2 separate regions of the Homo sapiens genome follow, and region 2 is linked to region 1. The links are chromatin loops, found by intact Hi-C in ENCODE. Cell type or tissue: pancreas. All regions are shown on one strand. Each heading gives the region's core, and the rest is flanking DNA. Links, peaks and the distances in the headings are about the cores only. Region 1 overlaps TRPM5 (transient receptor potential cation channel subfamily M member 5). Region 2 overlaps TSPAN32 (tetraspanin 32).

The links. A loop is a pair of places that touch in the nucleus more often than their neighbours do. Peaks named below come from ENCODE experiments on the same cell type or tissue, not always from the same donor. Only the 100,000 strongest peaks of a DNase experiment are listed, where the experiment ranks them.
Region 2: a loop joins it to region 1, with 5 times the contacts of the local background. A loop is called at or near these places in 6 of 110 quality-filtered maps.

What each region holds. Positions count from the first base shown.
Region 1 is chr11:2,405,760-2,421,533 of GRCh38, reverse strand. It overlaps TRPM5 (transient receptor potential cation channel subfamily M member 5), which reads left to right. Exons shown (of 29, transcript NM_014555.4): 8 at 336-502; 9 at 1,129-1,312; 10 at 2,943-3,007; 11 at 3,176-3,367; 12 at 3,705-3,807; 13 at 5,510-5,628; 14 at 6,063-6,413; 15 at 6,487-6,627; 16 at 6,696-6,819; 17 at 7,328-7,473; 18 at 7,946-8,058; 19 at 8,308-8,400; 20 at 8,522-8,780; 21 at 9,281-9,399; 6 more. Among named protein-coding and RNA genes, the nearest start is that of TSSC4, 13 kb to the right of the region's middle. RefSeq lists an enhancer at 6,926-7,426. In pancreas, for the core only: no CTCF peak of the experiment used is centred there; DNase peaks (open chromatin) are centred at 3,253, 6,203, 6,953, 7,118 and 4 weaker places.
Region 2 is chr11:2,316,828-2,332,601 of GRCh38, reverse strand. TSPAN32 (tetraspanin 32) reads right to left here. Exons shown (of 10, transcript NM_139022.3): 9 at 15,077-15,258; 10 at 14,398-14,739. The coding sequence ends at 14,678. CD81-AS1 (CD81 antisense RNA 1) reads left to right here. Exons shown (of 3, transcript NR_108080.1): 2 at 2,828-3,039; 3 at 3,299-3,853. It also overlaps the pseudogene RNU6-878P. Among named protein-coding and RNA genes, the nearest start is that of TSPAN32, 23 kb to the right of the region's middle. RefSeq lists an enhancer at 3,522-4,023. In pancreas, for the core only: no CTCF peak of the experiment used is centred there; no DNase peak of the experiment used is centred there; H3K27ac peaks cover 873 bases.

The sequences.
Region 1 (15,774 bases), core at 2,910-10,909:
TCTCACCCAGCAGAGGCAGCTGGACAGAGTTGTGTCGGATGTGTCCCGGAGGGAGCACGGTGGGGGGACTGGACCCCAGTTTGTGCGCTCCAGGTGGGGTGGGGGTGCCACTTCACAGGTTCTGGGCCCAGCCAGTTCTGCTGCTGAGCAGCCTTGGGTGGGTGCCTTGCCCTCTCTGGGCCTCGGCTTCCCCACCCCACCGTGAGGCATTCCCCAGCACCCACCCCTGGCTCCCAGGTAACTGGCTGCTGATTGGGCCTAGGGGTTAGGGCGTGGGGCCAGCTAGGGAAGACCTGGGGCGTGCGGCACAACGAGGCCCTCTTCCATCCCCACAGGAGCCTGGATCCTGACCAGTGCCCTCCGCGTGGGCCTGGCCAGGCATGTCGGGCAGGCCGTGCGCGACCACTCGCTGGCCAGCACGTCCACCAAGGTCCGTGTGGTTGCTGTCGGCATGGCCTCGCTGGGCCGCGTCCTGCACCGCCGCATTCTGGAGGAGGCCCAGGTGCACGTCCAGCTCCCAGCACCACGACCGCTGGGGGCCTGGAGGCAGGGGCTCAGAAGGGTTTGGGCAGCGGGCAGAGCTCTGGGAGGACAGGACTCGAGCTGGAGGAAGAGCAGGGAGCGGGCAGAGCCAGCACACGGCCGGCAGGTGGCAGTACCGCATAGGGAACGGCCAGCGTAGACTGTGGCGCGGGCCCTCACCCCCTCCTGTACCACACGGGCCCAGGCCCCGAGCCCTTTCCAAGCCTGGGCAAGCAGCTTCCGTCCCCCATGCTGGGGTCTGTCTAAGGCACTACCGAGGGAGGCCCGGGCAGCCCCTGGTGGATGTTTGGACGCCAGCCCTAGAGTCGGGAAGGAGGTGCTCCCGGCAGCCTGGGCTGTCTCCATGGTTCTGTCTAAAAGAACCCGCTCCCCACCGCCCCTGCCCCTGACTGTCGAAGGAGGGTCCCCGGGCCCCAGCTGTTCGTCCCTCCTTTTGTCTGAAGGGTGGGGAAACCAAGGCTCGGGCAGAAGCCTTGTGCGGGGCCCCATGGCGTGGTGTGCACGGCCTGGCAGGGAGGATCCCGCAGCGGGACCAGCCCAAGCTGCCTCTCGAGGGCTCAGCCTCGTCTCCCTGCATGGGCGCAGGAGGATTTTCCTGTCCACTACCCTGAGGATGACGGCGGCAGCCAGGGCCCCCTCTGTTCACTGGACAGCAACCTCTCCCACTTCATCCTGGTGGAGCCAGGCCCCCCGGGGAAGGGCGATGGGCTGACGGAGCTGCGGCTGAGGCTGGAGAAGCACATCTCGGAGCAGAGGGCGGGCTACGGGGGTGAGACCCGCCCCAGCCACCCAGGGAAGCCTTGGGACCCAGTGGGGATCCAGGGACCCGCCTGTGGGAGAGTGGGGGTGACCGCCAGGGAGAAGGGGGAGGGCTTCCCAGGCAGAACGCACCCCGCATGCCTGAGCACCGAGACCTGGGCCGTGGGGGCCTGGGCCGTGGGGGCCTGGGAGGAGGAGCTGTCTGGGCAGAGTGGTGAAGGAGGCACAGCTGGACAGAGTGGCTCTGACTGGACAGTGACATTCCCACCAGAGCAGGTGCAGTTCTGTTTTCACTGGGCCTTGCCGTGGTCAGAGGCTCCGGGACTCTAAGAGGCAAAATGAGATCGTGAGTTGAAAGAGGGCTACTTCCCGCCGCCAGGCGTGAGGTATGCTGCCGCCAGAGGGCAGCGTCACCCGAGAAATGGGCACCTCTGGCCAGTCGCACGTTCAAAAGCTGGACTTACTAAGAAAACGCTAGTGTGTAAATAATATTCATAAACAAAGCATATAATTATTTATAACATCTATGAACAATATACAATATTTAGAAACAGAATTGTAATTTCTTGGCAAGGCCAACTGAGCCCTCTGTTTTTTTTTTTTTTTTTTGAGGCAGAATCTCACTCTGTCCCCCATCCCCCAGGCTGGAGTGCAGGAGTGCAATCTCGGCTCACTGCAGCCTCCACCTCCCAGGTTCCAACAATTCTCCTGCCTCAGCCTCCCGGGTAGCTGGGATTATAGGCATGTGCCACCATGCCCGGCTCTTTTTTTTTTTTTTTTTTTCCCAGTAGAGACGGGGTTGCACCATGTTGGCCAGGCTGGTCTTGAACTCCTGATCTCAGGTGATCTGCCTGCTTTGGCCTCCCAAAGTGCTGGGATTACAGGCATGAGCCACTGTGCCCGGTCAACTGAGCACTCTTTAGAATTGAAAACACAAAGTCTCGTCAAACTCTAGGGACACAGGCGGAGGGTCTGGCTCTGCTCTGCGGAAGCCCTGCTGGCCCGGGCACCGTTTGGCCAGGCCTGATTTATCCTCCAGATTCAATCAGGAGGCACCTTTCAAAGTCAGGGGCCCGCCTGCGAGCCCAGTTCCCTGTGGGTGATTCTAAGGCACCTCCAGGCAGTTCACTCCCTCACAGAAGACAGGGGCAGGTCCAGGCCTCTCTGGGGGCTTCACATATAGACATCTCATTTCCAGCTTCTGTTTGGGGGAGAAACCTGAAGACTCCCTCCTGTACCTCTTCAGTTTGCTGAGTGGTCAGGCGCAGCCCACCCAGCAGAGCTCCCTCGATGGTCGAGATGCTGCCTCTGCCATGCTCAGCATGAGCGCGTGCAGTGTGGCAGTGCACCTGTAGGGCTGGGTGCTCCGTTTCTTCCACGTCACTTTGTGTTTTAACAGCCATATGCCAGCTGTTGCCACAAAGTGCGCGTGCTGGGTAGTGTAGGTTAGCATTGGAGCCCTCGGCCCTCATATGGCAGGGGCTGTAATAAGCAGCCTGTGTCACGTGGCCCAGACGAAGCCCACACTTTATTCGGAAGAGCCAGCTTTTGGCCAGAAAATGTGGTGGCCTGAGAGCCTGAGATCCGGGTGGTCACCCCAGGCGGAGGGTCCTCAGGCCTCACGGGTGCCCTGTCCACAGGCACTGGCAGCATCGAGATCCCTGTCCTCTGCTTGCTGGTCAATGGTGATCCCAACACCTTGGAGGTAGGGGCCTGGCTGAGGCCCCCTGGCTGGCCGAAGCCTTGTGGAGGGGTGCGGTGGGTTCTGGGCACCCCTGGGACAGGGCTGAAGGGATGGGGGCACCCCTGACACCTGCATCCAGATGTCGTCGGGCTAATCTGGGGTCCGCTCTCCCCTCCCTCCCCGTCTCAGAGGATCTCCAGGGCCGTGGAGCAGGCTGCCCCGTGGCTGATCCTGGTAGGCTCGGGGGGCATCGCCGATGTGCTTGCTGCCCTAGTGAACCAGCCCCACCTCCTGGTGCCCAAGGTGGCCGAGAAGCAGTTTAAGGAGAAGTTCCCCAGCAAGCATTTCTCTTGGGAGGACATCGTGCGCTGGACCAAGCTGGTATGTGCTGCCCCCTCCCCTGTCCTCCCGACCCCTCCTCCGGGGGTGGGGCTGGTCCTCTGGGAGAGTTCCTGCAATGCAGCCTCCAGCCCACTCCTCCCACCTCAGGCTGCTGGGCCCCCCACCCACTCTCGCTTCAGGCCCACAGGGAGCAGAGAGACCCAGGCAGCCCCTTGGTCTGCGGGTGGTCCCAGGCCGGGCCCGGTGGGCGGTGGGCATGCAGGCTGCAAGGCTCACCTGGGGACGCTGCCTGTGCCTACGCTGGTGTCTACCACGGCCTGCCTCTGCCCCCGTCCTGGCTGAGGCGGCCCCATGGGGGCTCTGTTCTGGTGCCCAGCTGCAGAACATCACCTCACACCAGCACCTGCTCACCGTGTATGACTTCGAGCAGGAGGGCTCCGAGGAGCTGGACACGGTCATCCTGAAGGCGCTGGTGAAAGGTGAGGGCGGGCAGGGTGGGCAAGGCAGGCGCCATTGGGGGGCTTCATGCTCAGAGCCGCTTTGGGGTTTGGCAGCCTGGCCAATGTTTGTGACGCTCGGCCGCCTGCCCCTTCCCAGGAAAGATGACACATGATTCATGAAGCTGTCTGTATTTGGCAAGTTTTATGACGTGTTTTTTACCACAACTTAAAACTATACTTAAAGCTCTCAATTCAGTGGTATTTTTTTGGTGGGGGGGTTGTTTTTTGTTTGTTTTGGTTTTCGGTTTTTTGAGACGGAGTCTCGCACTGTCGCCCAGGCTGGAGTGCAGTGCTGCGATCTCGGCTCACTGCAAGCTCCACCTCCCGAGTTGAAGTGATTCTCCTGCCTCAGCCTTCCAAGTAGCTGGGATTACAGGTGCACCCCACCATGCCCGGCTAATTTTGTTTTTGTATTTTTAGTAGAGACGGGGTTTCACCGTGTTAGCCAGGATGGTCTCGATCTCCTGACCTCGTGATCCGCCTGCCTCGGCCTCCCAAAGTGCTGAGGTTACAGGCGTGAGCCACCGCACTAGCCAATTCAGTGGTTTTTAGTATATTCGTGAGGTGGGGCGACCATCACTTTTATCTAATTCCAGAAGCCTTCATCGCCCCAGAAAGAGCCCATACCCCTTGGCACTCACTCCCCATTTCCCCCAGCCCCTGGGAACCATCGATCTGCTTCCTGTCTCTATAGATTTGCTGACGGGCATTTCGTGTCCATGGTTCCCTGCAGGCAGCGGGAGGGTTTGACGGTTCCTCCGTGTTGAAGCGTATGCCATTCCATGCTTCATTCCTTTTGTAAGGCGGAGTCAGGTTCCAGCCTGTGGACAGACCGTGGTTGATGCGTCTGTTCACCCGCTGATGGAAAATTTTGATGAGCATTTGATGTGCTTTTTGCTGGAGACGAACGCGTGCTGAAGGGCTGGACGCTGGCAGGCAGACACAGCCCCAGCAGGGAGAGGCACTGCTAAGCAGGGGCTGGGGACACCTTGAGGGGACGCTCTGGGAAGGGTGTCTGGACTGCGGGTGGCTCTGGGTTTAGAAACCTCACCAGGACAAGGAGGTCAAAGAAACCTCCCCGTTTAGGAACTCCCCCGCCTCTTCTCACCAGTCTCAGTTTGGTCCCAGTGGCCTGAGAGAGGCACCGTAGTCTTACGGGGTCCATGGTTGTGGAGGCTGAGGCTGGTGAGCCTCACGTGCGAGTCTGGTGAGGACAGCGGTTTCCAGCAGGCGCACCCAGCCCAGGTGCTGCAGGCCCCCCTTGAGTGACCCTGGTGACCTCACCAAGTCATGGCCAAATGCCCTTGCCCGTGGAGGAAACGTGGCCCAGCTTGCTCCCCCGACAACATCCAGGAAGGGTGTCCTGGACCTTCAGTGCCAGGAAGTGGCCTCGAGGCCCAGGTGTTAGCTGGGGTACCCCCGTTGCAGCCGAGGAAGTTGCCTCACATGGGAGCAGACGGGCCGTCCCGACGCAGACCAGGGCAGCACGCTTTCTCCTGCGGTTTGTACAAAGTCTCGTGCCTCCTGCTGGTGCTCAGAGGTGGCGCATGTGCCCCCTCAAGTCCCAGCGTGAAGTTCCCGTTTCCGCGTCTCTAGGCAGCGCACCTTTGGGGACCCTGTGCCCCGGCTCTGTGAGGCCCTCAGCTCCACCCTCACCAGTGCCTGCCTGCTCTGCCCACAGCCTGCAAGAGCCACAGCCAGGAGCCTCAGGACTATCTGGATGAGCTCAAGCTGGCCGTGGCCTGGGACCGCGTGGACATCGCCAAGAGTGAGATCTTCAATGGGGACGTGGAGTGGAAGGTGCCTCCCAGCCCTGCCTACCCACCTCCCCATCATGGCACTGCCCGAGCTGCCCACGCTGCCTGCTCCTGCACCCTGTGGGCTGCTTGGCTGAGCCCGTTCTGCCCAGCTGTCCCAAGGTCCGGGGCAAGACCAGGCCACGGTTCTGCCCGGGCTTCTGCCTCGCTCACTGGCCCAGGCAGAGCTGGCTGGGTGCCGGCTGTCCCCAAAGCCCAAGGGGGTTGTGACACCCTCAGCATTTGCTCACGACTGGCCCCTCTGTGCCCGCCCCAATGCAGGGGGCAGGCTGGGGTGCAGGAGAGCGAGAGGGTCTGCGTGACCTGGCCCTGGGGATGGATCCCCATGCTCCCTGCTCTCTCCTTCCTTGGACCCCCTCCTCCTGTCTCTCGCTCACTCTCTTGTCCCCCTTCCCTCGGGTGCCCATGGCCGCCAAGTCCTGTGACCTGGAGGAGGTGATGGTGGACGCCCTGGTCAGCAACAAGCCCGAGTTTGTGCGCCTCTTTGTGGACAACGGCGCAGACGTGGCCGACTTCCTGACGTATGGGCGGCTGCAGGAGCTCTACCGCTCCGTGTCACGCAAGAGCCTGCTCTTCGACCTGCTGCAGCGGAAGCAGGAGGAGGCCCGGCTGACGCTGGCCGGCCTGGGCACCCAGCAGGCCCGGGAGCCACCCGCGGGGCCACCGGCCTTCTCCCTGCACGAGGTCTCCCGCGTACTCAAGGACTTCCTGCAGGACGCCTGCCGAGGCTTCTACCAGGACGGCCGGCCAGGGGACCGCAGGAGGGCGGTGAGCGGGGGCTCCGTGGGGATGGAGGGCGAGGCTGGGGCCGCAGCAGGAGGCCGACGCCCGTGTCCTCCAGGAGAAGGGCCCGGCCAAGCGGCCCACGGGCCAGAAGTGGCTGCTGGACCTGAACCAGAAGAGCGAGAACCCCTGGCGGGACCTGTTCCTGTGGGCCGTGCTGCAGAACCGCCACGAGATGGCCACCTACTTCTGGGCCATGGTGAGCCCAGGCCGCGGGCCCAGCGCGGGGGCAGGGGAGGGGCGGCCTCCTGAGACCAGGTCTCGTAGGGCCAGGAAGGTGTGGCAGCCGCACTGGCCGCCTGCAAAATCCTCAAAGAGATGTCGCACCTGGAGACGGAGGCCGAGGCGGCCCGAGCCACGCGCGAGGCGAAATACGAGCGGCTGGCCCTTGGTGAGTGACCGGCGGCTGGGGCCGGGCCCGCGCGCGGGGGAGGATGTGACGGAGGGGTCGGACGAAGGGTCCTGGGCCTCGCCAGGGCTGCCTGTTACCGCCGTGGGGCTCCAGGTGCCCTCAGGGGCCTCCTCCATAGGAGAGGACAGACGGCTCTGCCTGGGGTGGAGGCGGCCCCAGACCCTGAGTGTGGGACCGCTGTGCACGTGGTGAGGACGATACAGCCTCACACCCCGGGCATACACTGGGCCCTGCCGCAGGACGAGGGACATTTAGCGTGGCAGAGGTTCCCTTTGTCCTGCTGGGGGAGGGACAGAGCCGGAGAAGGACGGAGGTTCAGGAAGGGCCCGGAGCAGGCCGGAGGGGGCAGAAGGCCTGGCTGGGCCCTGCGTGTTGAACGCAGGGTGCGGCTGCAGAGCCCAGGTCTGGGCAGGGGATGGAGGAGGGGCGTCGGGGGCCGGGCCGGGCATCGGCGTCTCGTCCTAGCGGCCAGGGCCTCCGGGGGCAGACCTCTTCTCCGAGTGCTACAGCAACAGTGAGGCCCGCGCCTTCGCCCTGCTGGTGCGCCGGAACCGCTGCTGGAGCAAGACCACCTGCCTGCACCTGGCCACCGAGGCTGACGCCAAGGCCTTCTTTGCCCACGACGGCGTTCAGGTGAGTGCCAGCTGTCCTCGAGGAGAGCTGCCAGGGGGTGGGGTGGGCGGGCGAGCTGGGCCCAGCTTGAGTTGACTTCCCAGCCTGCAGCTGCCCTGTCACTCCCGTCCTCAGCACAGAGGGGGCGGGGTGGGGCTTCTGTTCCTGGAAGGCGCCCACCTGGCTTCCTCCACCAGGCACACTCCTCCTGCCTCTGGCCTCAGTGGAAGTGGCACTTCCTCCTCTCAGTCCTCCCCAACCCCCAAGCCCAATCTTTTCCCTAGTGAAGGGTACAGCAGCTCAACCCACACCCCTGGGATGAGTGGCCCAAGGAGCACATGCCCACCAGGACGGGGGCTCCGGGAGGGAGGGCTGGGCTGGGCACCCCTTCAGCTCACGTGGGCCAGGCACCTGGGGGAAGGGCATTCCTGGGGCAGGGCGCAGCCTGGGCAAAGGTGCAGAGTTGGAGCCGACAGTTTTGCCTTCACCTCAGGCCTTCCTGACCAGGATCTGGTGGGGGGACATGGCCGCAGGCACGCCCATCCTGCGGCTGCTAGGAGCCTTCCTCTGCCCCGCCCTCGTCTATACCAACCTCATCACCTTCAGGTGGGTGAGGCCTGTGAGCTGCCCGGCCAGGACAGGCAGCAGTGCGAGTGCCGGAGCTACGGGGAGGGCCTGGGCCTCGCAGGTGCTGGTGGTAGCCTGACTCTGTAGCCCCCAAGTCCAGCCTCCCTGCGGGTCCCACTCCCCACAGCCCCTGCATCCCAGTGGGCACTTTGATGGCCAAGCGCCTGGAGCCAGGCAGGCGCCTCTGGGAGCCCTTCCTGCGGGCCCTGAGCTCTCCTGTGCTCGCAGTGAGGAAGCTCCCCTGAGGACAGGCCTGGAGGACCTGCAGGACCTGGACAGCCTGGACACGGAGAAGAGCCCGCTGTATGGCCTGCAGAGCCGGTGCGAGGCACAGGGCCAGGCAGGGTGGAGGGGACTGGCGGGTGGTGGCTGGGAGGCTGGACTCTGGTGGGGCACCCGGCTGGGCGCCAGCCTCACCACTGCGAACTTCTCTGCGGCACAGGGTGGAGGAGCTGGTGGAGGCGCCGAGGGCTCAGGGTGACCGAGGCCCACGTGCTGTCTTCCTGCTCACACGCTGGCGGAAATTCTGGGGCGCTCCCGTGACTGTGTTCCTGGGGAACGTGGTCATGTACTTCGCCTTCCTCTTCCTGTTCACCTACGTCCTGCTGGTGGACTTCAGGCCGCCCCCCCAGGGCCCCTCAGGGCCCGAGGTCACCCTCTACTTCTGGGTCTTTACGCTGGTGCTGGAGGAAATCCGGCAGGTCGGTGGCCACACTAGCCTAGGTCCCCTCCACTCTGCAGCTTCAGGTTGGGCAACCTAAGCTGGGTCCTGCCCTCGCAGGGTGGGGCTCCCCAACTGTAAAACAAGAACAGCATGGGGGCCTCCCATCTTCCCAGTCACCAGCGGCCATGATCCTGGTCAAAGACCGAGCCCTGAGCCCTGCTCCAGACTGAGCATGACCATGGTCTCCCTCGTCAGAGTCTGAACCCTGACCTGTATCACGGACTGAGTCCAGACACTGCATAAACTGATCCCTAGACCCTGGGCACAAAGAGGCCCTGGCCCCAAGTGGAGACTGACCTCACCTTCTGTCCCCAGACAGCCCTGGAATAGCTTCAGTGGACCCCTAGTCCCACTGGTAGCCTCGGCCCTGGTCATAGATGGAACCCTGATCCTTACAGATCCAAGCTTGTCCAGGTAGGGCTGTCCCCAGCGAGGGCGGCTGGACAGCTGTCAGTGGACTGCCCACCTCCCTCCCAGGGCTTCTTCACAGACGAGGACACACACCTGGTGAAGAAGTTCACACTGTATGTGGGGGACAACTGGAACAAGTGTGACATGGTGGCCATCTTCCTGTTCATCGTGGGTGTCACCTGCAGGTCTGTGGGGCCCAGAGGCCGTGTGGCCTCAGGGCGGCTTGTGGGCAGGCTTCCAGATGAAGCCACTCAGGTTGGGTGTGGCGGTGGCACTTGTGGTCCCAGCTACTCAGGAGGCTGAGGTGGGTGGGTCACTTGAGCCAGGGAAGTTGAGGCAGCAGCAAGCCGTGATCATGCCACTGCACTCCAGCCTGAGTGACAGAGCAAGACCCTGTCTCTTAAAAATAAATAAACAAAAGATGAAGCCACTCAGGGCCCAAGGAGTCCTGGCCTGGCCCTGGCCCTGCCCGCAGCCAGCATGCTGTGTGCCCCTGGGGAAGCCTCTGCCCCTCTCTGGGCCCCGCAGCCGCATCAGCCTCCCATCCTCCAGGATGCTGCCGTCGGCGTTTGAGGCTGGCCGCACAGTCCTCGCCATGGACTTCATGGTGTTCACGCTGCGGCTGATCCATATCTTTGCCATACACAAGCAGCTGGGCCCCAAGATCATCGTGGTAGAGCGCATGGTGAGCCCCCGGGGGCCCTGGCCCTGGCCCTGGAGGGACAGCAATCCCCTGCCTGGGCCCCACCCGGCTGGCCGCTGACGTCCCTCTCTCTGCCCCTGCCCCGTGGAGATGAAGGACGTCTTCTTCTTCCTCTTCTTTCTGAGCGTGTGGCTCGTGGCCTACGGTGTCACCACCCAGGCGCTGCTGCACCCCCATGACGGCCGCCTGGAGTGGATCTTCCGCCGGGTGCTCTACCGGCCCTACCTGCAGATCTTCGGCCAGATCCCACTGGACGAGATTGATGGTTTGCACACAGCCAGCGGGGGCAGGGGCAGGGAGAAATTGGAGCCCTGTGTGCACAAGCCCTGGGCATGAGGCTCTCCAGAGAGGTCTGTTGGGGCCATGGAGACCCCAGCCTGGAGCAGAGATGGGAGAAGTGGCTGAGGCCTGGTCCCCAGGCCCCCCACACCCCAAAGGGCCAGGCCTGGTTCCTGAGGTAGAGGCAGCTCCAGTCACGGAGCCCCGACCTGGGACCTGGGGCCTTGGGCTGGGAAGGAGACACAAGGAGACCCCAAGGCAGCCAGGGCTGCCTCCTGCTTGGGGAGGCCAAGCAGCAAGTCTTGCTCTGGGGGTGGTCTATCGGTGGGGAAGGGATAGGCAGGCACTAAGGGCACAGAGTGGGCCCAAAGGCTGTCCCAGCCATCATCCGGGGTCTGGGCCCTCCAGCTCTCCTCACAGCCCCTGGCCTCTGCCCTCCCACAGGGCCCTGCTTGGCCTAGGGCACCCACCAGAGCCCCTACGCCGTCCTGCTGGCAAGGCCCCTTCGCCATTTGGCCGCTCCTAAAGGCACCCTGGCTGCTCCTGGGGACCCACCCCAATGTGTGTGTGTGGCCTGCCCATGCCTATGGGTGTCCCCAGGCCGACCCCTGTAGCTGGCTGGGGCTGGTGGAGGCTCTGGAAACTTTTTCATAAGCCAGTGCAGTGGGGAGGGGGCGGGGGTCAGAGCCGCTTGGCCATGGGGGCCTCTGTAGTGATGGGTTGGTGGGGAGCTCTGGGGTGGGGCAGGGACCTGTGCAGGCCCCTGGGATGGCTGGGACTCAGTGAGGAGCCCCAACCTGGAAAGGGACGCACCCCTCTGGGAAGGTGGACCAGCAGCCAGCCCGCCCCTGGGGCCCTCGAGGGGTGCCGCAGACTTGGAGACCCGGCAGAGAAGGTGCAGGGAAACTGCTCAGGCGGTGTCAGGCGGCTGGGGCTGCCCGGCACGGGGCAGTCATGGCACAACGTGCTGCCCAGGCCTGACCCCGACCTCTGTGGAGTGGCGCTCAGGACCCTCGATAAATATTTGTTGAGGGGATGACGGCCAGACCGGAGCAAACACAGGCCTCCGGGGACAGGCGGGGGCGACGCCGTGATGGAAACCGCCTCTCCCAGCGCGGCTCATTTCCTTGGGCTGTTTTCTCAGCCCCCGCAGCCCCTCCTGACATTTTGGTGTTTGCTCATCACAGGCATTCATTTTCCAGGCCATTAGTTTAACCAGACCCTGCCTGCCTGCGACCCCACCTCGCCCTCACCATACGGCCTCCAGCACTGCCCGTCCGCAGGGCCCCTCGGGGCAGGAGGAGCTCTAGACGGGCGCCTCCAGCCAGGGCAGGGTTGGGGGTCCCCTCTTTCTTGAGTGGCTGCATCTCTGGTGGGCCAGTCTCAGCGACTCGTATGAGGAGACAGGCCTGGCCATAGCCTCCTTCTCGACGGGAGAAGGCAGGGAAACAGACTCCCGAGGGGCCCCTGCTCCGAGTGCTGCCTCAGGGAGGTCTGCGGTGCTGCGGGGATCTCAGAGCCCCGTGCTGAAACGCCTGCAACAGGGCCAGCCCCGGCCGCCCACTGAGAGTCTCAGACTTGTCACTTCCCCTCCCTGAGCTGCAATTCCTTGGGCTCCGTTCAGCTGCCGAGCAAGTATCTGGGCCCTTCAGGTTGAACCCCAGCCACTCACTGTGACCCAGCCCCTCATGCTGCTAGGCAGGGAGTTATTCACTAACACATGCTGGGCTGAGAGGGAGACTGAGGCTCAGACAGTTCCTGTACAGCCTGCAGGTCTCCTCAGAGCCCAGAACAGACCCCTGCCCCACTCTGCACTCGTGCCGAGCCGGAGCTGGGGTTGAGCTGTGGTGACGAGCTTGTTCTCTGGGTCTCCAGGCCCCAGGGACAATTTAATTTCCAGCCCGGCCTGGTGGCGCCTTCCCAAATCACAGAGTCGGGGAGGGTGTGGGGGTCTCATTCCTCAGAGCTGCCTTTATCAGACAGATTTACGGCTTCACAAACAGGCTCTCCAGGCTGGCCCCGGCCCGCTCCTCCAGAGTGCAGGGAGGAGAGGGGGTCATCAGTCTGCCCAGGAACAGATTCATGGGCTGGAGGTGGCCAGGGCGGACAGAGGAGGGGCAGGCCTAGGGTGGGAGCGTGGGGAGGGCTGGCGCTCACTGACTGCCAGTGCACACACAGACACTCAATAACTCACACACGGGCCAACGCGTCACACTAACTCACTCGGGAGAAACAAGGCAGGAATTCACCCTAGGAGGGAGAACGGACCCCTCCAGCTCAGGACCCAGGCACAGAGGCAGGAACCTGGGAACAAGGAGACCCCCCAGAACCCACCGCAGGGCAACCTGGAGCTGGCAGGCACTAAGATACACTTGAATGTGCCCGTGTGTGCCAGTGTGCTCACACGCAGACTCACACATGAGCATGTGTGCCAGGCACATCCAATCACATGTACAGGCTCACACAGACACACGCCAGCGTGCAGGCTGGGGAGGGAGGAGAGAGCGGAGCTCCCATTCGGATATGGAGGGGATATGTGGTCCTGGACGGCCAGGGCACACTCTGGCCTCTGGCTGGGACCCTGAGCACCCTGACGCCCACTGCGGCTCCTTCCTCCCTCCTCCCTCCTCCTGCCCCGCAGGCTGGGGTGGGGTGAGGGTCCAGGGTTGAGCCCTACAAGGGAGAAGCAGGTGTGAGGGTCTGGTTTTAAGGGACTGGAGTGAGATCTGCCACCCCTCCAGGGTGTCCCTGCCCAGGGCCGAGGGAGCTCAGCCTGCAAGCTCCCAGAGTGTGCCGCCTGAAGAATGTTCTTGACTTGAGTGGCCCAGTGCGGGATCGGTGCCCTCAGAGCTTGCAGCAAGCCCAGTCTGGAGCCTGCTGGCTCAATACATTTTGGAAAGGTGGCGGAATTACTTGCCAGCTTGGGGTTTAATCACAGGCATTAGTGCTGTAGAGGCTCTGAGAAGTCCTGGGCCCCATCTCCCTTTCCTCGGCAGCTCTCCCCAAACCTTCAACAGCAGAGGCTTTTTTCGGAGGAGGGGTGGAGGTTTTAACACATCCAACAACCAGGAGAAACCTGGGTCCCGTGACCCCTCTGTCCCCCACCTTCCATCCCTCCAGGGGTCTTGGCTCTACTTCCAGGGCCTGTGATCTTGGCTGACTCCAGCCCCTGGTGGAAGCTCAGCAGACATGGCAGAGGGGGCCCAGGGTGGGGCTCACCACCCGTCTGGTTCTGGTTTGCTGTGATGGGGCTTTCACTGCTAAAACCCAGGCCGCCCTGGGTGAACTGGGACAGTGGGTCACCCAACCAGCACCCCGTCCCCTGGGTTCAACACCAGGACTCAGCGCTCTATCTCGGGGCATTTGCCTAAGGCCGCCCTTGTGGCTGCCCCCGGTCTGGTCCCCACAGCACCCTTGCTTTCCAGAAGCCCGTGTGAACTGCTCCACCCACCCACTGCTGCTGGAGGACTCACCATCCTGCCCCAGCCTCTATGCCAACTGGCTGGTCATCCTCCTGCTGGTCACCTTCCTGTTGGTCACCAATGTGCTGCTCATGAACCTGCTCATCGCCATGTTCAGGTGACTCCACCCAACCCCTGGAGGAGAGAGCCCTGGAGCGGAGGGAGCAGAGGGTCATTCCCCAACACCGCCTCCTTTGCAACCCACCTGGTGTGCTGCAGAGGGTGAGGCTTGGTGCCTCAGGGCAGATAGAAGGTGGCATAGCCTGGACTGCAGGGCTTTGCCTGCCCAAGACCGGGAACTCTGTGGGCCACCCTCCCAGTCCCAGGAAGCAGGGCCTGGGTCTTTGGGGGACCGGTGCTGTGGCAAGAACTCTGGGCTTGTCCAGGAGAGCAGAGTGGACAGGGGAAGACCCAAGGAGAGTGGACCCCTCGTGACACACCCCAGAGGCAACGCAGAAGCAGTGCTGGGCCTCAGTTTCAAAAAGGGCTCCCCAACAGCAATCAGGGTGCAGGGGGATGCGTCCCCCAAGTGGTCGTGGGGAGCCGGTAGGTGACGGCTCAGCTGTGCCCCTGCAGCTACACGTTCCAGGTGGTGCAGGGCAACGCAGACATGTTCTGGAAGTTCCAGCGCTACAACCTGATTGTGGAGTACCACGAGCGCCCCGCCCTGGCCCCGCCCTTCATCCTGCTCAGCCACCTGAGCCTGACGCTCCGCCGGGTCTTCAAGAAGGAGGCTGAGCACAAGCGGGAGCACCTGGGTGAGGCCGAGCACAAGCGGGAGCACCTGGGTGAGGCCGAGGTGGCGGGTCCCAGGGCGGGGCTGTGCGCTGGAGGCAGGTCTGGAGAGACCTGGACCCCTCCTCAGCCCTGTGGGTCCTCAGCTGGGCTCTGTGCAGGCTGGCACAGCTGAGCCCGTCCACCCGCAGCTTGGCCGTCCTTGCACAGGGCCATGCTTGCCCTCCATCCCTGGCTGGGCCCCACTCACTCCTTCTGCCTGGCCCACCTCGCCCCGGGACCAGGCCTGGGCTCTGCCACTGACGCCCACATGCTCTAGTAATGCTGGCTGCCACCTGGCTTTCCCAGAGAGAGACCTGCCAGACCCCCTGGACCAGAAGGTCGTCACCTGGGAGACAGTCCAGAAGGAGAACTTCCTGAGCAAGATGGAGAAGCGGAGGAGGGACAGCGAGGGGGAGGTGCTGCGGAAAACCGCCCACAGGTGCGGGGGCCTGTCCTGATCACTGGTGGGTATCGGGCTGTCTTTAAGCGGGGATGTGCCATTGGCGCCAGTGACAGAGGATCTGAGCTGGCGAACTGAAGCTGAAGGGGTAGGGGCAGGGCTCTGGCCGAGCCCAGGGGCCTAGCTTTCCAGCCTGACCTGTGCAGGACCCTGCTGGGACGCCTGGCCAGGCAAAAAGGGAGCGTGCACAGTGACCGTGGCGCCCTCCCTGCTGTGGTCTCAGGGTTGGGACTACCCACCCCTGGCTTCCCTCCAGCCCTGGCTCCAGGGGCCTGTCCCCGACTGCCTGCCCTGCACCGTCTTTCTGGGTGGTGCGCCCAGGCAGGGATGGCACCCTAGCCCTACTGGGAAGGCATAGAGCGCTCTGTACTGCACCAGGTGCACTTTGAGGGGTCCTGGTGCCACCAGATCTGGGCATGAGGGAGGAAGGGAAAGGGCCAGGGCACCCCAAACTCGGGCACACAGGGAGGCCTGGGGGGATGGGGAGGCTCCCCACACGCAGAGCACCGCGTGGCCATCCACAGCCTGACCACCTGCTCCTGCCGCAGAGTGGACTTCATTGCCAAGTACCTCGGGGGTCTGAGAGAGCAAGAAAAGCGCATCAAGTGTCTGGAGTCACAGGCAAGCGAGCCCCAGAGCTCCTCTCCCTGATGGGAGGCGGGTGGCTGCGTGGGGCTACTGGGATGGGTCCACAGCCCTGCCCGGTCACTCACAGAGATGAGGCAGGCCAGAGCCAGGACAGGAGCACCCCAGTGGGCAGAGGAGCGTTCTGGGGAAGACAGGCCGTCCCCACCTGTGCCTCCTCCCACCCTGCCACTTGGGAGGCTACAGCCTTAAATGAGGGGTCTCACATTGAAGACCCCTCGCCTTTCACTCTACA
Region 2 (15,774 bases), core at 6,751-14,750, 93 kb after region 1:
CGGGGTGGCTGCCGGGTGGAGACGCTCCTCACTTCCCAGATGGGGTGGCTGCCGGGCGGAGAGGCTCCTCACTTCTCAGACGGGGTGGTTGCCAGGCAGAGGGTCTCCTCACTTCTCAGACAGGGCGGCCGGGCAGAGACGCTCCTCACCTCCCAGACGGGGTCTCGGCCGGGCAGAGGCGCTCCTCACATCCCAGATGGGGCGGCGGGTCAGAGGCGCTCCCCACATCTCAGACGATGGGCGGCCGGGCAGAGACACTCCTCACTTCCTAGATGTGATGGCGGCTGGGAAGAGGCGCTCCTCACTTCCTAGATGGGATGGCGGCCGGGCGGAGACGCTCCTCACTTTCCAGACTGGGCAGCCAGGCAGAGGGGCTCCTCACATCCCAGACGATGGGCGGCCAGGCAGAGACACTCCTCACTTCCCAGACGGGGTGGCGGCCGGGCAGAGGCTGCAATCTCAGCACTTTGGGAGGCCAAGGCAGGCGGCTGGGAGGTGTAGGTTGTAGTGAGCCGAGATCACACCACTGCACTCCAGCCTGGGCACCATTGAGCACTGAGTGAACGAGAGTCCGTCTGCAATCCCGGCACCTCGGGAGGCCAAGGCTGGCGGATCACTCGCGGTTAGGGGCTGGAGACCGGCCCGGCCATCACAGCAAAATCCCGTCTCCACCAAAACCAGTCAGGCGTGGTGGCGCGTGCCTGCAATCGCAGGCACTCGGCAGGCTGAGGCAGGAGAATCAGGCAGGGAGGTTGCAGTGAGCCGAGATGGCAGCAGTACAGTCCAGCTTCGGCTCCGCATGAGAGGGAGACCGTGGGGAGAGGGAGAGGGAGACGGAGAGGGAGAAGGAGAGGGAGAGGGAGAGCGAAACCTTTTATTTTCTAGAGGGCCTCATCCCACCCACTGAAGGCCTGCATAGAACAAAATGGCTGAGTGGTGTCAGGGTTCTGAGCCCAAGCCTGCATGTATACATCCAGATGGCCTGAAGCAACTGAAGAACCACAAAAGAAGTGAAAGTAGACAGTTGCTGCCTTAACTGATGACATTCCACCATGGTGATTTGTTCCTGCCCCACCCTAACTAATCAATTGACCTTGTGAAATTCCTTCTCCTGGTCAATGAGTATCAGAAGGTCCCCACCGAGCACTTTGTAACCCCCCCGCCCCTGCCCACAAAAGAAAAACCCCCTTTAACTGTAATTTTCCACTACCTACCCAAATCCTATAAAACTGCCCCACCCCTATCTCCCTTTGCTGACTCCTTTTTTGGACCCAGTCTGCCTGCACCCAGGTGATTAAAAAGCTTCATTGCTCACACAAAACCTATTTGGTGGTCTCTTCACACAGAGGCGCGTGACAAATAAGAGGGAAGTCCTCTTACCTGGGTGAGCTGGGACATTGGTTTTTTCCTGTCTTCAAACTCAAACTGAAACATTGGCTCTCCTTGGGTCTTGAGCCTGCTGCCTTTCAGACGGGAGCTTACACCATCAGTCCTCCTGGGTCTCCAAGGTTCCCAACTACGGATCTTGGGACTGCTCAGCCTCTGTAATTGTGTGAGCCAAGTCCTTACAATAATCTCTCTCTGTGTGTATGTACACATCTTACTGACTCGGTTTCTCTGGAGAACCCTGACTGTTACTCAGCATCCTTGGACTTGTTCGAGTCTGACGTTGGCATGGGAGTTGGTTCCGGGGGAATTTACCTGCATGCTTGGAGCTGGATGTGCAGGGTTTAGACAAGACCACCTCATGTACATCTTCTCCAGCCCAATTCCTGTGTCCATCCCAGCTGGGACAAGCAACCCCACACCACGGCCCCTAGGCCCCTGACCTCCCCTGTCCAGTGAACTTCATCTGCCCCACTGTGCCCATCACCATCCCTGGGGTCTCTTTAATTTTGGGTTGCTTCCTCTCTGAGATTTAAAGTCCAAACCTTGCACCCCTTCCACACCTCCAGGCCCTGTGTGTTTGCTTTGCCCACCTGCTTTGCTGGGAGTGCTCTACGCAGCCGTACTGCATGCTTTCCTCACTGCACTTCTTTGCCTGCACAGCTGGGAACACCTGGTCCTTCACTTTAATCACACCCTTGCCAGTATCCTGAACTCCTATATAGTTGGAACAGCCTTTATTTATTTATTTATTTTGAGATGGAATCTGGCTCTGTCGCCCAGGCGGGAGCGTAGTGGTACGATCTCGGCTCACTGCAACCTCCACCTCCTGGGTTCAAGCAATTCTCCTGCCTCGGCCTCCTGAGTAGCTAGGACTATAGGCATGCACCACCACACCTGGCTAATTTTTGTATTTTTAATAGAGATGGGGTTTCATCATGTTGGCCAGGCTTGTCTCCAACTCCTGACTTCAAGTGATCCACCCGCCTCGATCCCCCTGTGTGCCCTTTCATTTTCTGCCATGTGAGGACACGGCAAGAAGGTCCTCTCAAGTAATCCCAAAGTGCTGGGATTACAGACATGAGCCACTGTGCCTGGCCAGGAACAGCCTTCAGATTGCCCTGGAGAGCTTTTTAGACGCAGATTGCTAGGCTCCACCCCAGCATCCTTAATTTGGGAGGCCTGGGCAGGGCCTGAGAATCTGCATTTCTACCGCATTCCCGGGTGATGCAGCTGGTCCAGGAACCATGCTTTGAAAGTAGGCTACGTTGCAGTTAACAAATACCCCCTGAGGTCTCGGGGTTATTTTTCACTTGCATATGGTGGTCAAGTGACTCTTCATCTTTGAGCTGACTTTGGGAACGTGTGTCCTGTAAGGTCACCTTGGAAAGGGAAGGGCGATTGGGAAGTAGCTTACGTTGCTTCCTCCCATATCCCACAGGTCAGAACTCGGTCACATGACCCTCATGCAACCACACTAACCATAGAGGTGACTGGGAAATGCAGTCTTTCCATTTGCCTAGGAGGAAGAAACAGTGTGGTGAACACATGGTATCGTCTGTTCCGCCATCCACCCCTCTGTTGACCTGCCAAAGTCCACCCAGTCACTACACCCTCTCCAGACCCAGCATCTCCGATGGATGAGCACATCAGGTTTGGATATGCCCTCTCTTGGTCCAGCACCCTATGAATTTAAACATTGAGTTATCTGTCCCCCTATGCTAGATTGTATCTGTGACCCCAGTCTCTCGCCCTTTCCTGTGCCCGAGGCCAGCCACGACTTGCTGTCTTGGGAATGCACCCAGCCAAGATCAGTCAAGCAGAGCCCAGACACATAAGCAGGAAAAGCTGACTGTTGTGCACCACGGAGACTGTGTAGATACGTGTTAATTTGCGTTTCTTCTTATGGCAGCACCCTCCTTCACAGAGCCTGCTTCTGTATTAGTCAGGACAGGCCAGGCTGTATTGTGGTAGCAGTCGGAACCCCCAAACCCAGCTGCTGCCAAGAGAGCAGGCACCGGGGGCCCGAGTGATGGGGACTTGGTGGAGCTGGAGCAGCAAACTTGCTAAAATCACTCCTGGTGACCTGGCAGGCTGAATACAAGAAGGCTCAGCCAGGAGCATAAGGGGCGAAGTGGGAAAACACCACATTGCGAGTTTTGTGTTAGGTCCCGCAACACGAGACGGAGACCAGCTTGAGAAAGAAGGCCCAGCTTACAAGCAGAGATGAAAGTGAACAGAGAGATGGATCCAGAAATTCAGAGCACCGCAAGGGCAGAAAAACCAACTGCTCCAAGAGTTAGGATTTTAACAAGCTTTGGGAGACAAAGGCCCAATAAAATGCCTGACTTGGACCGATCAACAGAAGACAAAGATGGGATTAAGGCCCATTCAAGTCTGAGAGCCTTCTGACAGCTGCCATTGAGTTGATGGAGAGGAATGAGAGCAAATACATCCTGAAACTTCAGTTTTCTGTGTGCATTAGTCATGGCTTACTGTGGTCTGAATATTTGTGTCCCTCCAAAATTCATGTTGAAAAGTCCCCAACGCAACGGTAGTGAGAGGTGGGGCCTTTGGAAGGCGATGAGGCCGTGGGGGCTCCGCCCTCCTGGGTGGGATCAGTGCTTTAGAAAAGGGCGAGGAATGAGCTCGGTGCCTGTGTGCCCTTTCCCTTTCTGCCATGTGAGGACGCGGCAAGAAGGTCCTCTCGAGACATCACCTGCAGTGCAGGATTCCCAGCCTCTGGAACTGTGAGCAATCAATTTCTATGACGTATAAATGACCTATTCTATGGTGCTTTGTTACAGCAGCACAAACAGGCTAAGACAGACATTGCTACCAGGAAGCGGGGCTGTTGCTGTAACAAACACCTGAAAATGTGGCAGCAGAGCCGGAACCGGGTCACGGGAGAGGCTGGAAACGTTTTGAAGTGCACGCTGGAAAAGCACACACTCCTGCGAACGGAGTTGGTGCTAAGGTGACTCCAGTGCAGGCCGAGGAGGGCAGGGCTGTAGAGAGAGCCTCTGGGCTGGTAGCAATGATCTCAGTGGTCGTGATCAGAATGCTGGTGGAGATCCACACAGTCAAAGCCATTCTCGTGAGGTCTTAGACAGACATGAGAACTATCTTATTAGAAACTGGGGGAGGGCTGTCCCTCTTACAAAGTGGCAAAGAACTTGGCTGAATTGTGTCCATGCCCTGGGGCTTTGTGGGAGGCAGAATTTAAAAGCGATGAACTAGAATATTTGTTGGAAGAAATCTCTAAGCAAAGCACTCCGGGTACTGCATGACTTCTGTTGACCGCTTATAGCAAAAGGCGAGAAAAGAGAAATGAGTTAAAGAATTGATAATAGAAAGGAAACAAAACTTAAAGACTTGGAAAACTCTTAGCCTGCCCACGTCAAGGGGAACATCACCCTCTGGGGCCCGTTTTGGGGTGGGGGGAGCGGGGAGGGATAGCATTAGGAGATATACCTAATGCTAAATGACGAGTTAATGGGTGCAGCACACCAGCATGGCACATGTATACATATGTAACAAACCTGCGCATTGTGCACATGTACCCTAAAACTTAAAGTATAATAAAAAAAAAAAAAAGAATAAGAAAGCATGTTCAGGAGAGAATAGCAAGGGTGTAGTCAAGCAAATTTGGATAAGGAGATTAGTACGGGTAGAAGGAGGTCAGAAGCTGCTCATCAAGACAATGGGAGAATGACCCCCAAGGCATTTCCGAGACCTTCCAGACTGTCATGCCCATCACAGGCTCAGGGTGCCGGGGTCTTGAGGGCAGAATGGCTTCAAAAGAAGGGCCCAGGGCCTCCATGAGACCTCGGGGCGTGCTGCCCAGACTTGCCTCAATCTCTGTTCCTCCCTGCAAGCTGGTGCATCACTCCTGGCCCACCCCCATGGAGGCTCACGTGGGTACAGGTGTTCCTTGGGCTGCCAGCCCAGAAGGCGCAGGCGGTAAACCTCGATGGTGTCAGCACGGTGCCAGCTCTGCAGATGCACGGAGTGCACGTGCTGTGGAGGAAAAGTTCCTGCTCCTGGATTCCACTGGGTGTCATGGAGACCCTGGGGCCCAGGCCGAGAACTGCTACAGGTTTGGGCCATGGAGAGTCCCCACAGGACAATGTGTAGTGGTGCCAAGGGAGCAGAGGACACTCGGGACCTGTAGAGCCACCAGCATGCACCACCAGCCTGGGAAAGCCACAGGCACACAAAGCCGTAGGAGTGGGGCCACCAGGAGCCTTGTCCCAGTGTGTCCAGAAGGTAGGACAAAGAGTCAAAGAAAATTATTCTTCAGCTTTAAGATTTAATTTTGTCCTGTTGGGTTTTGGATTTGGTCATGCTCAGTTAGTCCTTTCCTTCCCATTTCTCGTGTTTGGAATGGAATTTTCCATCCTTTGCCTCTGCCGCAGGGGCTGTAGGGCTGCAGCTGTCCATTTTCTGATAGCACCTGCATATCGAGCAGACCACCTGTAAGTATGGCCTGAGTCTTCTCTTCCCATGTCAATTGATGAGAGGGACCTCCCTGTGCAGCAACAGATGCAGGTGGGGAGAGAGAAGGCACCTGGAGCAGGAGTGGGGGCCACAGGCATTTGGGCCACTTCTTCACGTAACCTACTTTTGCCTTCAGGACCTGCTTGAGCCTGATCACAATACATCACTTTCATTCAAATGGAGCGCTGCTGTGCACGCCCAACTTTATAGCAACATGGGTCAGATAATCCCCAGATCATGATGGGCAGCTCAGGCCATGTGGTAACTTGGTGGCCCTTGGTCAAGTGTTTAGTTTCTATGAAGACCTAGACACAGGCTGATATGATTAGGCTTTGTGTCCCCACCCAAATCTCATCTTGAATTGTAATCCCCAGGTGTTAAGGGAGAGACCTGGCCGGAGGTGACTGGATCGTGGGGGCTGTTTCCTCCATGCTGTCCTCATGACAATGAGTGAGTTCTCACGAGATCTGATGGTTTTATAAGTTTTGGTAGTTCCTGTCTTGCTCATTCTTCTCCCACTGGCCGCCATGTAAAATGTGTCTGCTTTCCCTTCCGCCATGATTGTAAGTTTCCTGAGGCCTCCCCAGCCATGCAGAACAGTGAGTCAACTAACCCCCTTTTCTTTATAAATTACCCAGTCTCAGGTAATATCTTTATAGCAGTGTGAAACAGACTAATACACAGTCCAAAACCTGTTTCTCAAAACGGAGTGGTTATCTGTGGATGATGACAGGGCCTTGCTCCAAAACTGTAAGGGCCTGAGCTATGAGTCACCTACTGGGGCTTGGCAAAGGCTCTACACAGTGTCCCTGTCTGCCACTGACACCTCAGACTGGATCTGCTGGGTCATTGGCCCAGGTGGCAGAACAGCTTGCACAGAGCCTGGACCTGCTGCTGGGCCACATTCAAAACTAGCAGCTTTTCAAATCACTCAGTAAATGGGCCAGAGTCAGACACCTAAATGAGGAAGAACCTGTCTTCCTCACATCAAACGGGCTCACCTGGTGTCGTTCTCTTTTGATCGTGGGAGGGTTCAGTTGCAACAATCTATGTATCACCTTAGAGCAGGCCCCACAGCACTAGACTCCTAAAAATTTCACCGAGGTAGAAGGTTCTGAATTTTAGTTGGATTTATTTCCCACCCTCTGACACCAACAAGTATAGAATAATTGCTGCTTCTTGTGCCTTATGTCCAGTTAGCATAATGTCATCAGTGTAATGGGCCAGTGTGACATGCCGGGGAAGGGAAGGGTGATCCAGACCCCTGAGGATTACCTCTGACACAGGCTGGAGAGGCGAGAGGCCCCTGAGGTGGGACAGTGAGGGTGCATTGCTGGCCTGGCTTCTGCTGGGCCTTGTGGACAGGGGTGGAGAAGGACACATTCGCCAGATCAATAACTGCACACCAGGTAGCAAGAGATGAGCTAATTTGCTCAAGCAATGGAACCAAATCTGGCCCAGCAGCTGCAGTTGGAGTCAAGCTTAGGACAATCCCTTGTCATTCTCCAGGACCCGCCTGTCTTCCCTACTGGCCAAATAGGTGAGTGGAATGGGGCTGTGGTGGGGATCACTGCCCCTGCATCTTTCAGGTATTTGATGGTGGCACTAACCTCTGAAATTCCTCTGGAAATGCAGCTTTTGACTGACTATTATTGTATCGCTTTTGACTATTTTTCTAGGTAGAGGCACCTCTAATGGCTTCCAGTTGGCCCACAATAGTGGCCCTCACCCCACACGTCAGGAAACCAATGTGGGGACTCAGCCGGTGGCTGAGTACAGTTGTGCACAGCATGAGGATGCTTTGGTCAAGAACGGGTACATGTGTGATAGTGGTCCCATAAGATTATAGTGGAGCTGAAAAATTCCTATCACCTAATGATGTTGTAGCACAATGCATTTTGTATTAGTCCATCCTCACATTGCTAATAAAGACATACCCGAACTTGGGTAATTTATAAAGGAAAGAGGTTTAATTGACTCACAGTTAAGCATGGCTGGGGAGGCCTCAGGAAACTTACAATCATGGTGGAAGGGGGAGCAAACAGGTCTTTCTTCGCATGGCAGCAGCAAGGAGAAGTGCCAAATGAAAGGGGGAAAAACTCCTTATAAAACCATCAGATCTTGTGAGAACTCACTCACTATCACGAGAACAGCATGGGGGTAACCACCTCCATGATTCAATTACCTCCCACCGGGTCCCTTTCAGAACACATGGGGATTATGGGAATTACGATTCAAGATGAGATGTCGGTGGGGAAACAGCCAAACCGTATCAATTACTCCTGTGTTTTGTGCAATGCTGGTGTAAGTAAACCTGCCGTGCTACCAGTCATATAAAAATCTGGCACATATATTTATGCACAGCACACAGTACTTGACAATGATAACAAACAACTACGTTACTCGTTTATGTATTTACTATACTTTTTATTTAGAGTGTACTCCTTCTACTTATATATAAAACAAGTTAAATGTAAAACAACCTCAGGCAGTTTCTTCAGGAGGTATCCAGAAGAAGGCATTGCTATAACAGGAGATGACAGTTGCATGCATGTCACTGCCCATAAGACCTTCCGGTCACAAAACTGGTCAAGATGTGACAGTGAAAGACAGTGAAACTGATGATTCTGACCCTGTGCAGGCCGAGGCTATGTGTGTTTGTGTCTTAGTTTTTAACAAAAGAGCTTAAAAAGTAAAAAAAAAAAAAAAAAAAATTCCAGCTTTCAAGTTCAGGGGTACATGTGCAGGATGTGCAGGTTTGTTACATAGGTAAACATGTGCCATGGCGGTTTGCTGCACAGATCATTCCATCGCCCAGGTATTCAGCCCAGCATCCATTAGCTATTCTTCCTGATGCTCTCCCTCCTCCCACCCCCAACCCAACAACAGGTCCCACTGTGTGTTGTTTCCCCCCATGTGTCCTTGTGTTCTCATCATCTAGCTCCCACTTATAAGTGAGAACGTGCGGTATTTGGTTTTCTGTTCCTGTGTCAGTTTGCTGAAGATAATGGCCTCCAGCTCCATCCATGTCCCTGCAAAGGACATGAACTCGTTTCTTTTTATGGCTGCATAGTACTACATGGTGTATATGTACCACATTTTCTTTATCCAGTCTATCATTGATGAGCAGTTGGCTTGATTCCATGTCTTGGCTATTGTGAATTGTGCTGAAGTGAACATACACGTGCATGTGTCTTTATGGCAGAACAATTTATATTCCTTTGGGTATATACCTAGCAATGGGATTGCTGGGTAGAATGATATTTCTGCCTCTAGGTTTTTGAGGAATTATCACACTGTCTTCCACAATGGTTGAACTAATTTACACTCCTGCCAGTAGTGTAAAAGCATTCCTTTTTCTCCACAACCTCACCAGCATCTGTTATTTTTTGACTTTTTAATAATGGCCATTCTGACTGGTGTGGGATAGTATTTCATTGTGGTTTTCATTTGCATTTTGCTAATGGTCAGTGATGTTGAGCTTTTTTTCAAATGTTGGCCGCGTGTATGTCATCTTGTGAGAAGTATCTGCTCAAGTCCTTTGCCCACTTTTTTAATGGGTTTGTTTGTTTGTTTGTTTGTTTTCTTGTACATTTGTTTATGTTCCTTATAGACACTGGATATTAGACCTTTGTCAGATGCATAGGTTGCAAAAATTTTCTCCCATTCCTTAGGCTGTGTGTTTACTCTGTTTATAGTTTCTTTTGCTGTGCAGAAGCTCTTTAGTTTAATTAGATCCCATTTGTCAATTTTTGCTTATGTTGCAATTGCTTTTGGTGTCTTTGTTATGAAATCTTTGCCCATGCCTGTGTCTTGAATGGTATTGCCTAGGTTTTTGTCTAGGGTTTTTAAAGTTTTGGGTTTTACATTTACGTTTTTAATCCACCTTGAGTTGATTTTTATATATGGTGTAAGGAAGGGGTCCAGTTTCAATTTTCTGCATATGGCTAGCCAGTTCTCACAGCTCCATTTATTAAATAGGGAATCCTTTCCCCATTGCTTATTTTTGTCAGGTTTGTCAAAGATCAGATGGTTGCAGGTGTGCAGTTTTATTTCTGTGTTCTTTATTCTGTTCCATCAGTCTACGTATCTGTTCTTGTACCAGTGCCATGCTGTTTTGGTTATTGTATTCCTGTAGTATAGTTTGAAGTTGGGTAGCATGATGCCTTTAGCATTGTTCTTTTTGCTTAGGATTGCCTTGGCTATTCAGGCTCTTTTTTGATTCCATATGAATTTTAAAATAGTTTTTCTAATTCTGTGAAGAATGTCAATGGTAGTTTAATGGGAATAGCATTGAATCCATAAATTGCTTTGGGCGGTGAGGCCATTTTCATGATATTGATTCTTCCTATCCATGAGCATGGAATGTTTCTCCATTTGTTTGTGTTATCTCTGATTTCTTTGAGCAGTGATTTGTAGTTCTCCTTGAGGAGGTCCTTCACATCCCTTCTTAGCTGTATTCCTAAGTATTTTATTCTTTTTCTGGCAATTGTGAATGAGAGTTCATTTGGCTTGCCTGTTGTTGGTGTACAGGAATGCTAGCGATTTTTGCACATTGATTTTGTATCCTGAGACTTTGCTGATGTTGCTTATCAGCTTAAGAAGCTTTTGGGCTGAGATGATGGGGTTTTCTAGATATAGGATCATGTTATCTGCAAATAAAGATAGTTTGACTTCCTCTCTTCCTATTTGAATACTTTTTATTTCTTTCCCTTGTCTGATTGCCCTGGCCAGAACTTCCCACTACTATGTTAAATAGGAGTGGTGAGAGAGGACATCCTTGTCTTGCGCTGGTTTTCAAGGGGAACGCTTCCAGCTTTTGCCCATTCAGTACGATATTGGTTGTGGGTTTGTCATATATGGCTCTTATTATTTTGAGGTATGTTCCAAAAATATGGAATGCATCAAGAATTTGCGTGCCATCCTTGCGCAGGGAGGACCATGCTAATCTTCTCTGTATGGTTCCAATTTTAGTGTATGTGTGGCTGAAGCAAGCACCAGTTTTCTTCTTAATTGGAACAAATCAGCACAGGCATTTGTACTGGCAAGCAGCTATTTCGCCAGCAAACACCTGTTTTGTTGTTGTTTTTCAGTCTATCCCAACATATAGAAAACCATAAAGGTGGTTTGCTCTCACCTGGGAGGGACAGCAGCGTGGACCTGCCTTGGGATTACATGAATAACCTAGCTCTCAGCCACAATTTAGCCCATGTGGACCTTGACCGTCTCCCCAGCCCACAGGACATTGGGCTGATATGACCTGGAGGTGAGGAAGTTGTAGGTTGCTTTAACAAAAACCATGAGTGGCAGGGTGAGAAGGAAACCCTGTAAAAACAGAGACTCCTGCTTTCTCCTGAAGCTCTCTCTGGGGTCCAACGAAGCCGGGCATGCCTACTCCGTGGTGGTGAAGGACCAGTCCTGCACCCTGAGTCATCCGTGCGCAGCACTCTTTGGAGGAAACACAGCCTGCATTTGGGTGTGTGCTTCCCCTGTGTCCAGGCACGCCAGGGGTGGCCTGCTTTCTGCAGGAGGCACAGCCAGTGACGATGCCCATGTGGTCTTGTTCCTGTGTGGACTGAGCCACTCAGTTGTGACCCAGGGACCTAAGGGTCCTCTTGGGGTCTTGGCTGACCAAGGCGCCCTCGGAGCCTGAGCCAAGCCATGGTGGAGGCCACAGTGCCCGTCGAGGAGAGCAGAGTTTGCCCTCTGTGTCCAGGACCTCTTCTCGCTTGGATATACAGCGCTCGGTTTCCCCTGGGCCTGGGTGGAGACTGAGCCCTGTCTATGGGCATCAGGTGTAGTCTGACCTGGGTGTTGTTTGTCTGCTGAGTCCTGTAGCTGGACAGGCTGGGCATACTGTCAAGCGCATGGGGTACTGTACTCTAATAAGGTTCTTGGAACCCGTGGCAGACAGGCAGCCTCTGCCCCAAGGGAGCTGTTGCTGCCCTGAGGCAGACATGGAGGGGAGGGGAGCCGCCGTGGCCCAGCCACAGGGACTCAGCTTACCAAGCTCTTCCAGACACCCCTGCACTGCAGCCGATGCCCGATCAAGGTCAGCAGTGTGCCGTCCCGCCCCGCAGAAGCGCACCACATCTCATGGGAGACCGATTGGTCACCTGGCCAAGGGCTGACTGGCTTTGGACGCCTTCCTTCATGGAGAGGGTCTAGCTTTTCCCAGGGACGAAGGGAGGACATTTAGTGCGGAGGGGACAGAATCATTTAGGAGCACAGCTGGGAGATGCCACCGCAAGACTGCAGTGAAGTCCTATAGGATATGGCCCTGCTCCTTGATGCTCCCCCACTGGCACTATTTCCACTTCATGGGGGGCCACACCCCCCTATGGAGGTTAGAAGGGCCCCAACATTCCTTCTCTCTTGTTAGCCAAGCTACATTAGGGCCTCAGCCTAGGCTGGGCCAACTTGGTGTTCGACCCGGGACTTAGAACCTTCAACAAATTGTGCAAACATTCAGGGACATCTTCCAGCTGTGGTCTTAAATGATCCGGTTCCCCTCTCCTTGCTAACTGTCCTGTCTTCATCCCTGGACCGTGCAACTATGAGATGATGGGAAAGATGACTGCACTTAACCCTTCTTGATCTGGACCCACTCCCCTCCACTAGCACTGCTTCCTCCGGCACCGGCACTTTCCTTCCCAGCCTACTGCCTGCTCCTGCACGTACTGCTGTTTCCAGCCAAGGCATCGCCTTTACAGCCAAAGGACAGGGCAGTGGGGAGACCCCATGGGATTCACTAGGGTTCCATGTACCCTGTCCCTCCACAGGACCCACCCCTGTGGGATGGTGATCTGGCTTCTCAGGACCACTCAGGATTATTTAGGAGCTCAGCTGGAAGATGCCACCACAAGACTGCAGAGAGTCCTACAGCATATGACCCTGGACCCTGGTGAATGGTGCCGTTCCCCTAAACCAGAATCCACAGGCCGGGGGCCTACGGGTGAGAGTGAGGGCAGCACTTATGGTTGGAACATTCACAAAAGTTTACCTCTTGGCCCTGTTAGTCCTTACTCTTCTAGTTTGGAGATTTATTTTAATTTATTTATTTTATTTATTAGCATTTATTTATTTAGTTAGTCATATATGTGTATATATGTATACACACACACACACACACACACACACACACACACATATATATATATATATTAAATTTTTTTTTTTTTTTGAGATGGTGTCTTGCTCTGTCACCCAGGCCGGAGTGCAGTGGCGCAATCTTGGCTCACTGCACCCTCCACCTCCTGACTTCAAGTGATTCTTCTGCCTCAGCCTCCTGAGTAGCTGGAATTACAGGCACCCACCACCATGCCCAGCTAATTTTTTTGTACTTTATTTATTTTTATTATTTATTTATTTATTTGAGATGGAGTTTTGCTCTTGTCACCCAGGCTGGGGTGCAATGGTGCGATCTCGGCTCACTGCAACCTCTGCCTCCTAAGTTCAAGCGATTCTCCCGCCTCAGCCTGCTCAGTAGCTGGGATTACAGACGCCCGCCACCACACCTGGCTAATTTTTTTTGTATTTTTAGTAGAGATGGGGTTTCACTATGTTGGCCAGGCTGGCTTTGAACTCCTGACCTCAAGAGATCTGCCTGCCTCGGCCTCCCAGAGTGCTAGGATTACAGGCGTGAGCCACTGCCCCCCGCCTATTTGTTTATATTTTGAGACAGGGTCTCACTCTGTCACCCAGGCTGGAGTGCGGTACCGTGATCATGGCTCACTGCAGCCTCGACATCCTGGGCTCAAGAGATCCTCCCACCTCAGCCCCCTGAGTGGCTGGGACCACAGGTGTGTGCCACCATGCCTGGCTAATGTTTTCTTTTTGTTGTTGTTGTAGAAACAAGATCTTGCCATGTTGCCCAGGCTGGTCTCAAACTCCTGGCTTCAAGCAGTCTCCTGCCTCGGCCTCCCAAAGTGTTGGGATTACAGGATTGTTGGTGGGAGATGGGGCCACACACCCTCTATGGAAGTTAGAAGGGCCTTGACATTCCTTCTCTTTTGTCGGCTTCATTAGGACCTTGGCCTAGGCTGGGCCAACTTGGCGTTCCACCCAGGACTTAGAATTTTGAGCAAATTGTGCAAACATTTAGGGACCATTAGAGCTAATTCGTCATCAACGTGGTCTGAACGTCCAGTAAGAGTGGGTGTGGCAGGCAGAATATCTAAAATGCTCCACGCTTCCCACTAAATGTCCTGCCTTAATCACGGACCATGTGGCTGTGAGATGATGGGAAAGCTGATAAGATTTCTCTTTCAAGAATTCTGACACAGGCTACAACACGGATGGACCTTATGGACATAACAGTAAGTGACATAAACCAGACACAAAAGGATGAATCCTGTGTGACCCCACACATATGAGGTTCCTGGAGCAGCTGAATCCATAGAGACGAAAAGTGGATGGTGGGTGCCAGGGACCGGGGCAGAGAATGGGAGTTGGTGTTTACTGGGGACAGAGGTTCAGCTTGAGAAGATGGAAAGTTCTGGAGATAGATGGTGGTGATGGTTGCACAACAATGTGAATGTATTTAATGCCACAAACCATACACTTAACAATGGTTAAGATGGTAAATTTGATGTGATGTATATTTGACCACAATTTGCTCAATGCACCATTGCTGGTTTGAAGGTGGAGGGACCACAGGACCAGGGACAAGGACTTGGGAACCTCAGTCCTACAGCCATGAGGAGTTGACTTGTCAACAGCCTGAATGGTCCTGGAGGCAGATGCTTCCCCGGAGCCTCCAGGTGAGAGTGCAGCCCACCAAGGCCTGACGTCAGTCTGAGAGACCCCGCTCAGGGCACCCACTGAGCCCACCGCGACTTCTGCCCTGGAGAGCTGCGAGATCATAAATGGGCACTGCTTGCAGTCCTTACATCCATGCTGCTTCTTACGCAGCATAGAAAACCAGTGCAGCTTGTGTCTGGGTGGAGCCCTCCAGGCCGTGGGCCACCAGTGTCTTGCAGTCTGCCCTGGGCTGCTGCCTCCAGTGTGGTTTCCTTTGTGCTTGCTCCCAGCCCGTTCCCATGGAGGGATTTGGTGAGCTACCCCTTACCCTTGCATCTGTTCCCAATGGAGCCTGGCTCTCTGGCTGGGCCTTCACTCCCTTCCCTCCTCACAGCTCGGACCCTCCCCTCAGGGATCCCATGAGGGCTGACAGCAGGGGCGTCTTCACCTCTGTGGGCAGCCAGGTGGCAGGAGAGGGGCAGAGGCGCAGCATCGCTCTCCTGCAGCCACCGAAGACTACCCGAGCATCCTCTTGGACCAATAGCAACTGCTTCGGAGTGGAGACAATGTGTGGGTCCACCCTGGGAGCATCTCAAGAGGCTGGGCTCCTGGGGCTGGCGGCCACATGCTCTGAGGAGCAAGGGGATCATGGGGCTGTGGTGGAATGTTCTACAGGGGACCTGTGAGGCTATTGTGGAATGTTCTAGAGGGGATCATGGGGCTGTTGCAGAATGTTCTGGAGGGGATTATGGAGCTGCTGTGGAATGTTCTAGGGGGACTGTGAGGCTGTTGCAGAATGTTCTAGACGGGACTGTGAGGCTATTGTAGAATGCAGAGGACCCAGGGATGAGGGCTTGGATGGCCAGGAAGAGCAAGTGGGTGGGTTAATGGGCATGGCAGGCAGAGACGGGCCAGGCTCCGTGGGGGCAGGAAGAGCTGCCTGGCTGTGGGTTGGACCCTCCCTGCCCCCTAAGCATGAGGAGCTCTGGGGTATTCAAGCACAGAGATCCTGGCCTGGGGCTATAACCTGGAGGCCCAGAAGCATCCATCTCCAGGTCTTGGTAAGGCCTGGGGGTAAGCAAAGGGGGGTCCCCATGTGGGCCATGGGGTGCGGTGCATTGGGTCTGGAAACTCTCCAGGTCTCCC